2 separate regions of the Homo sapiens genome follow, and region 2 is linked to region 1. A link is an interaction called in ENCODE POLR2A ChIA-PET data of the cell type or tissue named here. Cell type or tissue: PC-9. All regions are shown on one strand. Each heading gives the region's core, and the rest is flanking DNA. Links, peaks and the distances in the headings are about the cores only.

Region 1 (5,868 bases), core at 508-5,507:
CTGGAAAATAATCAGCAAGATAGTCATACTTTATATGCGGGTGATGAACTATAGTTTTCCTTTTCTTTTTCAAGTTTTGCATATTAAAAATTTTTTCAATGAAAATGTGAATTAACTTTAACATAAAGTAAATACAGCAAAAGAAATATAAAAAAAGCTTAAGAAGTTACTCAATTCAATGTCCAGTCTCCATGTCTTGGATATTAACCTTCATGCTCAGGGCAGCAACACTAGGCTGTTTTTTGTACAGAGGAGCCACAAAAAACCAATAGAATGGAAGTGGTTAACTGTGATAGGGTGGCCCATCTAAAGGCTTCCTGGTGATGCATTAGGCATCCTAACAGGAGATTCTAACAATGGAGTAAATGCTAATTAGCAAGGGCAATAAAACTGGCTCTTATTTAATTTGGGATAGAGAATCAGAGGAGACTGACCAACTGGTAATAAGGGAATAAGAATGCAGTAAATACGAAATGAGAGGGCCAAGAAGACCACGAAAAAGACACCAAGACATTGGCAGGTTCCTAGCACTGCTCAGATCTTATTATCTCCAGGTGTGCTTCAGACCACACATATCCCCATAACAGCTCCCTCCCCAACACACACACACACACACACACACACACACACACACACACACACACACACAAAGATGATCCAAGAGAGCCTCTGTTCCTCCCAAACCCAAGAACTCAAAAATATATTTGTAAAAAGATAGAATTGGTTCCTGATTTGGAACTCCAACAAAACCATTCTCAATTTTCAAATGCTTGGCCTCAAGAGTCTCATGAATCCAGGCCTCAACTTCATCACTTTCCTAAAAGGCAGTATTACTCTCCTATTCAACTGAAACATAGGGACAATCTCCCTTGTAACAGATTCAGGGAAAGAAGAGCAAGTATGGCATAACAGGAATGGTTAACCCTCAAGGTAAAATGATAGGATGATACATAATGAAATAATAAAGAGTCCTGTGTATTAAACAGAACAAAGATGACCTGGATAACTGCAGTATCACTCTAGATACTGTTGAAGGACAGCTACAAAGTGTTTCGTTAGTTTGCCGACTTTCTAGAAGGGCAATGTTCACAAGAGGCAAAAAGGTTTGGTTGACAGTTTTTGTGCTGAAATCATCAATGGAAAAAAAATGTGTCCTTCATGGAGAAAAATGAACTGCTTCTTATCTGGAGAACATTAACTCTGAGTCTTTTTCCTTCTGGGGGAGTGCCCTGCTCTGGATGATCTTCAGCACTTTTCCCCTGGAGCCCTGTGTGATCACAGAACACATCTGAAAAATGCTTACTCGGTTGGCCCGTACCCATCTGTTGCCTTGGAACAGCCTTTCTCTGTCTCTGTTTAAAAATCAAATCTTAAGCCTTCGCCTCCTTAGAATGGTATCATGAGGTGGCCCACCAAACTACTGAACGTGGAGAAAACTCAACGTTTTAAATGCCTGTTTTCTTCACTCTCTCACAAGCACATAGAGCTCCTGAGGGTCATTAGAGATGAGACATTTTATAACTAGTTGACTAGAAAAGCATAAAGGACACCCTAGGGTCCCTAGCTTCCTGCTGTGTTTGCAGCAGGGACAGCTGGAGGAACAACCCCCTTGATCTATAAATTGGCCTGATGCACAGAAAGGATACAGGGTGGCCATACTGGACCAAGTGGATTTGTAGAACAGACATTTGACTGGGATTCAAACCTGCATTTTAGACTTCACTCTACCATTTCTTAGCTAGGTAAGCTGGGCAGGTCACTTATCTCATTAGGCTTAGTTTCCTGACACATAAATCAAAAATGAACTAGACCAAAGGTCAGCATACTATGGCCCATGTGCCAAATCTGGACTGCCACCTGTTTTAACAAATAAATTTTATTGGAATACAGCTATATTCATTCATTTATATATTATCTATGACTGGTACTAAAACAACAGCATTTAGCAGTTATAATAGAGACACCATGGCTTGCAAAAGCTAAAATACTTACTATCTAGCCCTTTACAGCAAAAGTTTGCCAACCTCTGAACTAGTTCATTTCTAAGATCCCTTTCTAGTCTAAAAATACGTTATTGGTTGAAAATTAGAACCAGTTATGAAAGAATTGCTTCTCTGTAAACACCTTAGAAATGGAATTTAACTTATGCAATAAACACAGAAGCTCTCACTTTAAAACTAAAACAAAAGAGAAGGCAGAAAAACTACACATATGTAGTATAAAAGTCAGTGCTCATTGTTTTAGAGGTAGGCTTTTATAAACATTAGGTTATATTATATTTTAAATTTTTAAAGCAATACTTTAATAAATATAAATCAATTTGCAATATATTTTGTTTGTCTCTAAAATAGAAAAAGCTCAAAGGTAAAAAACGGTTAGGGAAAAAGAAAAAAAAACAGATTCTCTTGAACTTTGAGATCATAAAATTATTTGAATGAGCTAAGTGTAATAAACTCACTAATGACTGCTCATTCCTGGTAAGACTGTTGGGGGCCAGCATCAGAAAAGCCCATGTGGATTTGGGCTAAAGTCCATCATAGTTGAGGGATTGGAAATGATGTTGTTTAATTTTTGGACCTTTGCTTGTGATGTGCTAAGTCAGTCATCCACCCAGAGGGAAGACATATGGTGCTCACTTGACAAAGAAAAAGCCTGGGAAGATCTCTTCTCTCTCTGCAAGTTTCATTATTTGAGGCAGATTGCCAACCTGTGGATAATATGAAATGCAATTCAGGATCTCAGAGAGAATTAATTCTGTTGTGGAATGAGTTGCCTGACCTTCTGCACATAAATCCCATTTCTCACAGCTGGAATCACTCTGCTTAGAGCTGCAAGCTAGTCTGGGCTGTGGCTCCAGAGCAGTGGCTTTTGAGTGTGGTCCTCAGACGAGAGTCAGCAGCATCACCTGGGAACTTGTCAGAAAAGCACATTCTCGGGCCTGGCCTCAGATCTACTGAATCAGAAATGCTGTTTTCACAGGTCCTCAGGGGATTCTGATGTATGCTCAAATTCCAGAAGCACTGATCTAGGACAAACTCTAGCCTCGTCTGCTAGGATGATTGAGCACTTGAGGCTTTGTACTTCAACCCTAGTTGAGAATAGGATCCTGTTAACTGCAGACAGATCCTGTCCACATATTCAAGGAACACTTAAAATACAGTCTGCATTGTCCCTGTTCCCATGTTCTCAACCCCTTATGGGATGCTGATGATTTCTTCCTGATTCTTTATCATTCTACCTTCCCGAACTGATATATAATATCTCCACGTTCCCAGCTAGAGAACAGTTGATCTTCTAATTCTGTATCCCAGTTCATTTGCTAACTCCATTCTACCACAGGTAGCCTGCCTAAGCCTATGAGCACTTTGAGTTCCAAAAGCCATAGGTTTAGTGTATGAATTATTCAAGTTTTGGCAGAATTTTTAAAATTTCTAGAGTCAAGCATTACGGTGTAAATTCAACATGATGGAAATTTGGTTGATGGCTTTGAAGGTGATGAGACTCGAGTTTCAGGCCTAACTCTACCACTAACCATTAATGTGTCTTTGAGCAATTATTTAACATCCTCTAAGCCTCAGTTTACTGTAAAGTAGGAACAATAATACCACCTCACAGCATTGCTGGTACGATCACATGGAATAATACATGTAAAGTATTTTGTAGAGTTTCTGATACAAAATAAGCAGTACATTGAGATGTGACATAATACAATATAATATGATTGGGAATCCACTAAGGTAGTCAGTCAATTATATGCCTCTTATTTATGGATAATCCTGAGCATCCTTCATCAGACTTTAAAGAAGTCTCCCATCGCTGTTCGGCTCTCACTTACGAGTGAGCAATGATCACCTTAAAAATACAACTGTGAACACCATGCTGAGTTTATTGAACATTCCCTTACCCCATCATGCCCTGAATCTAATTCTATTTCTTCTTGAATATTCTTTACTTGCTTTGCTGGTAAATAGTAAGAATGGTGTCAATGAAAACTGAAGTGAAGATAAAGATATTCTGCATTGAACTGCCAAAGAAAACCCAAAGTTTACAAGAGGGCACACTTTGTATTAAATTAGAGCAGTTAAAATCCTTCCTAGGGACAAACTATTCTACTCCTCATGAACTCTTCTGAAACACTGAGAACTGTGCTCAGAGAAGCCTTTGGAGACATTAACTTACATTACATTAACTTACATTGGTCTGGTAATCTGCTCCAAGCCAGTAATTTTTCCACCTTAGTTAATCTTCATAGGTTTGTTGTGATAACATTATGACCATAAATTTGTGTCTTGAAAAATATTCACAATCCCTTTTAACCCAGCTTACTCAGATAGAGCCAGTACAGAAATCAATACATTTAACATAACATTTTCGTCCAGAAGTGTACTTCATTGTCCTTATTATTCTCTGGCTACATAAACTTAGGAACCTCATTTCAATTCACAGATGCAATTTTTCATATGTTAAATACATGCATTACAACTGGTTGTGTCAAAATCCACCTAACTTTAGCATTCTATAGATCTCTGAATCTAATGCTGAAATCTGCAGAGTCTCTACAGAGGCTGTTGTAATAAAAGTGAATAGACTTTTTTAAAGCCCTCTACTGTGACTGAGCAATTCAACTCAGAGAAATTTATCATAAGAAAATAATTTGTACATCCACTATGATTTATCTATGAAGATACTTATGTACATGGATATAATTAAATGTCATCACAACACTTATTATCATAAGAATAATTAGACAGTTCAACTTAAAGCAAATTAAAAACTAATTAGATTAATTATACTACATTTGCATACAGAATATTATACAACCATTTAAAAGGTATGTTACAAAACAACAGTTAATAGCATTGGGAAATGATCAGTGTTAGGTAAAACAAATAAAAGCAAGTAACCAGTCTACTCTACTACCTGTTTACACACATATATACGTATACAAAAGTATATATGTGTATATTTATAAAAATCTGTTACTATATATAAATATGTAGCACTTGTTATCTAACACTATTTGATTCAACAATCCAAATAATTAATCTCATTAGTGGCAGAGATTACCTATGATTTTTACTTTCATATTAGCTTTGTTATATTTTCCAAATTTTCTACAATAAACTGGCATTATTTTTGGAATTCAGAAGAAAAAAATCATGTGCTTTGTGTGTGTGTATACATGCACATGCATGCATACAGTAGAAAGGACCATGATTTTATCTTTTATTTCTGACAGAATTCTCAAGTATGTCCTCTGCCTATCTCAGGTTGTCCTTCCCTTCATGACAGGTACTTTCTGAAACCATATTATTGATTAGCAGGTCTAGGAGAATAGCAGAGAAACATTCTTATTAGCCTTTTCTGCTCTAAAACAGCCTCATTTTAGTTTTTTTTTTTTTTTTTTTTAATCTATGCCTGGATTGCCCACACTATCTATCTCTGGTGCTCTGTCTTACACTTGTCCCTCCACCGGGAATTCTTTCTTTCATCTCTTGAAATCCTGATCATTCTTCAAGACTTAGTTCAAATGTCTCCTCCTCTGTGTCTGCATTTCTACTGATGCACGCCTGTCTCTCTCTCTCTCACACACACACACAAACACACACACACTTTCTCTTCAAGGGCCATACAATTGATTTCTCTATTTATATCGGGAGCTTGTAAGAGAAAAGAGTGGTGAAGAGTATGAGGAACTGGAGAATGAATATCCCAACTGCAGATGGCAGTGGTTTCTCAACTCCAGCCAATTTCTCCCTAGTGGGAATACAGATTTAATGTTGCCAGCCTTTCAAGAAAAACAATAAATCCATGTGTTTTTATGTAAGAGCTCTCATTTTAAAATATTAGCTCATAAAAAATGAAACA
Region 2 (5,868 bases), core at 445-5,444, 230 kb before region 1:
ATTTCCTCTCTCTTAAAAGAAAACACAACTAAACTGTTCACACTTCTCAAATTACTTACAGAGACAAATAGCACTGATAGATATACTCATTGGCTAGTGTAAATGTCCAGCTCTCTTTGATTTTTGAGAAGACCAACACTTCGTTTCTTCTAAGCTTTAAAAATAATAAATTTTAATAAACTGAAAGATTATTTTGCAAATAGCAATGAATTTGTCTTCCAGTTCAGATGAAAGTGACAGGGTGGTAAAAACTATTCCAATTTGTTCTCCTAGAAAAAGAACCTAGGATCAAAGGCATATTTATCTTAAAGACCTTACACAGCATAAATAGCTCCCACTATTAATATTCAAGTAAACACATTGTCATTAATGTGTCTTATCTAATTATTTCACCTTTCTTTTTCTTTTTCTTTTCTTTTTTTTTTTTTTTTTTTTTTTGGAGATGGAGTTTTGCTCTTGTCACCCAGGCTGGAGTACAATGGCGCAATCTCGGCTCACTACAACCTCCACTCACTGCAACCTCCATCTCCTAGGTTCAAGCGATTCTCCTGCCTCAGCCTCCCAAGTAGCTGGGATTACAGGCGTACACCACCACTCCTGGCTAATTTATGTTTTTTTAGTAGAGATGGAGTTTCACCATGTTGGCCAGGCTGGTCTCGAACTCCTGACCTCAGTTGATCCACCGGTCTTTGCCTTCCAAAGTGCTGGGATTACAGGCGTGAGCCACCACGCCCGGCCTTATTTAATCTTTCTAAGCTTCATGGATAAAATGTGGCTAAGTACAGTAATTTGCTTGGCATTGTTTTTTAAGGGATAATCTTTGGAGTTAAAATTGAGAGATAAATTTTTTTATGGGAAACAAAAAACCCTGAATACGCATTTAAACTTAGAAAAAATAAGCTGAGTACCTAATCAATGTAACATCCACAATTTGAAAAACTGCCATTAACTGCAATCTTACCATGTGGCAGATATAGCAGTAAACAAAGTCTGCACTGTCTTTCAAAACTCACATCTCTGGGAGGTAATAAATCATCCTCCTATGGGGAGACTTGGAGAGATAAAGTCATTTTTTCCCATTTATTTCCCACTTTGAGCTTAATAACAAATTACCACTTATTTACATCTAGTGCTTGCCCAGGAGAAAATTCAATTTCTCTTGAGCATACACAAAAAACTGCCAGTTTCTACATTGACAATAATCAGTTGCATTTCCAAAGCTGAGTAGTGAGTAGGTGGGAGGTATGTGTGGCTGGAAAAGCACTGGACTCAGAAAGATGACTGTGTTTCCAGCCTCTCTTGTCCTCTATTTAGCCCTGGAATTTCTGTTAAATTACAATCTCTGTTGGCCTCAGTTTCCTCATCTGTAAAATGGTCACGTCAGAGTAGAAGATGTCTAAGGCCAGCTCCAGACTTCAATAATGAAAGCTAAAAGGAAAAAAAGGGCAGAAGCCAAGTGTGATGTACATTGTTAACTGCCCAACAATACTATTTTTCCAGAGTCTCTGGAACAGTTAGCAGTTCATCAACAAATGTAAGTAACTGTGTGATCACCCTGGATTGTATTTTATTTTTTTCCTCAGCCTGGGCTCTTCTCATTTCTTTTACTAAATTCTTTTTGGCGATTTACCAGGCTCAGATGCTTTGCCAACTTTCTCAGCAACATTCTTGGAAAGCACTGAAGCACATTCTGTTCCTGGTGTTTTGAGGATAAACTCAGGCAGAGGACAGGGGATGTGAGGCTCCCTAAGGGTGGGCTGCTATACCACCAAGGATTCAAAGAGAATTTTAAGCAATTTTTTTAAAAGCCTGGTGAGAAAGACATACATAGGTTGAAGGTTTCTGTAGTGATCTGAAGTCTAGACACACACATTAGACTTCCCTCAGGAGGTGTTAAACAATAGCAGTATCCACATGGACCAATTACATCAAAATCTCTAGAGATGGATGCATTTTTCAAAAGCTTTTCAATGTGACTATGGGGCATTTCCAGTTGAGGACTTTTTTAGGGGAAAACTACTTGACAGGATAATCATCCAACAGTCTCAGCAAACCCACTCAGTCCAGTTACAGCTTGGAAGGCTCACCTGTGCCCAGAAATCTTGTGGGTCAGTGTGAGGAATCTGGTGCAGGAACCAAAAGACAGAGAAGGATTTTGGCAAAGCTGTGTGTGTCCTAAGAAACACAAACAGTCTCTTCCATAGCAGCAGCAGCAGGCAGGGGCAGAATTTTGCCTGGAGGGAAAGGCCTGGTGAGAACACCCCTTCCTAGAAGACAGGGGAGGAGGGGTGGACCTTTGACCTGTGTGGGAAGGAGTTTGGAGCCTGATCAAGGGCACTGGGAGCAGGAAAGAGGGGTAGAGAGGCTTTTGTGGCCAGGATCGGGTCTGGGAAGCTCGGAGATTTCACTGTGAGTGGAGTCAGAGGGAAGGCATTTGGAGCAAAGGCTTCTGTAAGAGGGAGTAGGATGGAAATTGATCTTTGAAGAAAGCAAGACAGAAGAAGGGAGATGGAAAGATGAAATCATTTTAAAATTGCTGGTAACAAACGAAGGTAGGATACAAAGATGTATAACAAGGAGCAGGGAAGGAGAAACAGGGAGGAGCGATACAGAGACGTTGCTGTGATGTGAATTTTGAATTCCTTTTCTCCAAACTGGACTTTGGCACCAGGAAAATGTGTGCAGCTCTCTGAGTGGTCAGCAAGTTCAGGGGCAGGAGGATCGATGAAACACAAAATAAAGGGAACATAGGTCCACTTTCTCAGATGAGTTTGGTAGATTCATCAGGAGTCTTCACCAACCAGACAGACCTGCATTTCCACAACTAGAACAGTTAACTTCTGAGTGCAATATTGGTAGCTTTGGTTTGAGTAAATATTCCCATCTGCGCCAAGGCATTTTTGCCCAATCTGGATAAATGCCAGTTTTTCTACATAATGCAAGGTTTTCTGTGTAACTGGGTAAATGACCTGTGGTTTTGGACCACCTTCTTGTCAGGGTGTCTGCAAATTATTACATAATAGACTTTTTTGTTTGTTTGTTTTTAGCATTGAAGTTTTTGGCTTCCTAAATATTCTGAGTTTCAAGGTCAGATTTAATAAGAGTGCCCAAGAATAATCAATGGTAGTCAGTACTTTCTCACAGAGGGGAGAAAGCCAGCCCCCAAGGGGAGTGCTCAACCTAATATGTTCCCTCCATGGTAACTTTCAGGCCATGACCTACTGTGTTACTTGGTGTCAGGTTCAAAAAAATATCATGGGTTTCTAAATAGCTAGACTTCAAAAGTCACACAACCAAAAAAATCTGACAAGAGCCGACAAACCACAGGAATTTTCTGACCCACTGGCAGACGTTATGCTAATTGACATTTAATCATGTCATACTTAGCTACTGCTAAAAAAAAAAAAGTTTTACTCCTAATGTTTTTTCATGAAGTCTCTCCTCTAATGTAATTAACCGCACATTGGATTAATGTATAAACATTAGGTAGCTCTATCAAATTATTTATGCAAGTACCCATATTATAGACATTGAGAATAGCTGACTAATAGTGTGTTATTTAAAAGGGTTCATAGGAGAGGGTAATGAAAATTGCCTTGCATTCCCATTGGTTAAGAGGAAAATCCATACCACGATAATAATCGTTACAGCTAATGTTTATTGTGTGCTTACAAGCATTAGGCATTTTAAAGTCATTTGTATTTCAGTTATTTCTCGTAGCCAACCTTTGAAGGATTGCTATTTTTTTCTCTGTTTTACATATGATGAATTCTGAGGCCCAGGGAAGTTACAAAATCTGTTCAGGCTAACAGTGTGTAAGTGGCGGAAAAAAAGATTTAAAACCAAATATTTTAATATCTGTGCCCTTTGCCTTTGATTGTGCCACCTTCTAGTGGAGAATTCTTCAGCTGAAACCTGAAGCTTCTACTGTAAACAATAACCATCCTTACTGATGTGACCTCCTATAAGAAACTGTCATATAAGATACATCTAGCAGTACCTGCCTCAGAGAGTAGTTAAAAGAATAAAAATTACTTGATCTCTGTAAAGCACTTAATAACTGGCACATGATAATCATTCAAAAATAGTAGTTTTTGTCCACAGAAGAGGAATATTGTACTTTTAGGGATTAAGTGGGCGGTACTTTAAGGAGGAGGTGATATTTGAAGTAAATTTAAAGTATAAAGGGGAGCTTACTAGGTGAAGTTGGAATGAAGCAATCTAGCAGAGAAGAACATTTTAAAAGGAAGAGAGGTTCAAAAGAACTAAATATGGTTAAGAAATAAGGTGAGATAAAAGATGGCAGGAGGTGAACATGGAAAAAAAATATTCTTAAATCAGAATCTCAGTGATTCCTGAGTCTTCAGTCTCCCTTGTAGCCCACAGCTAGTGACTTGGTCTTGTGGATTCAGCCATCTACATGTTTCTCATTGTCCTGGCATTTCTATTCCCAATTGTTGTTACCTAGATCTGGTCCCCATCAAATATTTTCTGGACTATTTTAATAGCTTTGTATATTACATTCAGCAGCCAGTAAGAACAAATGGCTTAAATGAATAGAATTTATCTTTCTTACATGACAAAATGCCTACATGTGGGTGACTGCTTCCTTTGGTTCAGTACCTTCATGACACTTGGGGTGATATCTCTGCCACTCTTTAGGCCTTTCCCTTTGGCTGCCATATGGCTGCTGCAGTTCTAGCCATCATTATCTGTGTTCCAAACAAAAGAAGGGAGAAAAGTCCATGTCAGCCCCATCTGTATCATTCTATCACTTAAGACACTTGAGCTTTCCCCAAAACCACCAGTAGACTTCTGCTTAAGTTTTATCATGTCAGATAGGATGATAAAGTATTTGGCTTGCAATACTGCCACTGCAAAGAAAAGAAAGGGCAATTAGTAAGGAAGGCAGGTAGGCTGGATATTGGGAGTAACTAACATGCCTGCCGTGCTTCAGATCTAGTGGGTTTGCTGCTAGTCTCTCCCCAGTCATACTCCATTCTGCTGGTCTAATCAGTTTTCAAATGAACAAATCTGATCACATTGCTTATTCACTTCCTCTAGCAAGCACAGTGCTTTGAATTTCATTCATTATCATCTGTGACTGACTCTTACCTGCCTTTCCAGTGTCATCTTTTGCTATTGGGTCACTTTCATCTTGTACTATCTGCTTTGATTCTCTCTCCTTCCTCTTAGTCAGTACGGGTCTAGAATTTTGTCCACATTTTTAAGTTTTACCAGTCCTTATGCTGTAGTGTTCAATGTTCCCTTTGCCTAGGATGTCCTTACACTCTACATTGTCAACTTGAAAACACCAGTCTTCGAGACACACTTGATTCTATGAAACCTAGCCCTGCTTTCTCCCTTTTTCCTTCCTTGGCTGTTGGAGTGGATACTGTGGTGTCTTGCCGAGATCTTCTCTTCAGGGTCAACATATATATCCAGGCAGCTGTTGGGAATTTCTGCTGCTGATGGTTCTTAACTGCATCTCAGGAAATTTTGCTCTTGGTTTTAGAACACTCCCTCCCTCAAGATGTTCCTTCTTTCCGGGTGGCCTACAGTCAGCAATGATGAATGTAGAGACACAAGGCCCTGATGTTTTGATTCAGTCCAAGGAAGCTGTGAAGCCTCATTCCAGCTCCACAGCTCCTTAGAAAATGGATTAAGACTTTGGTTGCACCCACATATACCTTGTGGATTGTGTTCACCTTCTGCCCAAATTGTCTTTCTCTATTTCCTCGAAAGTGTATCTTTTGAGAGTTCTCAATGAAATTTTGACACAAAAATTTCCATTCTGGATATATTTCCAGAAAACCCAATAAAAACAGCTCTCTAGGCATTTGTGCCAAACTAAATATATTCTTTTGG

What was found. Peaks named below come from ENCODE experiments on the same cell type or tissue, not always from the same donor. Only the 100,000 strongest peaks of a DNase experiment are listed, where the experiment ranks them.
Region 2: POLR2A ChIA-PET joins it to region 1 with 10 read pairs; 2 of 35 experiments call an interaction of 5 or more read pairs at or near these places.

What each region holds. Positions count from the first base shown.
Region 1 is chr9:72,809,678-72,815,545 of GRCh38, reverse strand. All of the region lies in intron 18 of TMC1 (transmembrane channel like 1), which reads right to left. Among named protein-coding and RNA genes, the nearest start is that of LINC01474, 61 kb to the left of the region's middle. In PC-9, for the core only: no CTCF peak of the experiment used is centred there; no DNase peak of the experiment used is centred there.
Region 2 is chr9:73,035,225-73,041,092 of GRCh38, reverse strand. No RefSeq gene overlaps it. Among named protein-coding and RNA genes, the nearest start is that of ALDH1A1, 85 kb to the right of the region's middle. In PC-9, for the core only: no CTCF peak of the experiment used is centred there; DNase peaks (open chromatin) are centred at 2,322 and 3,292.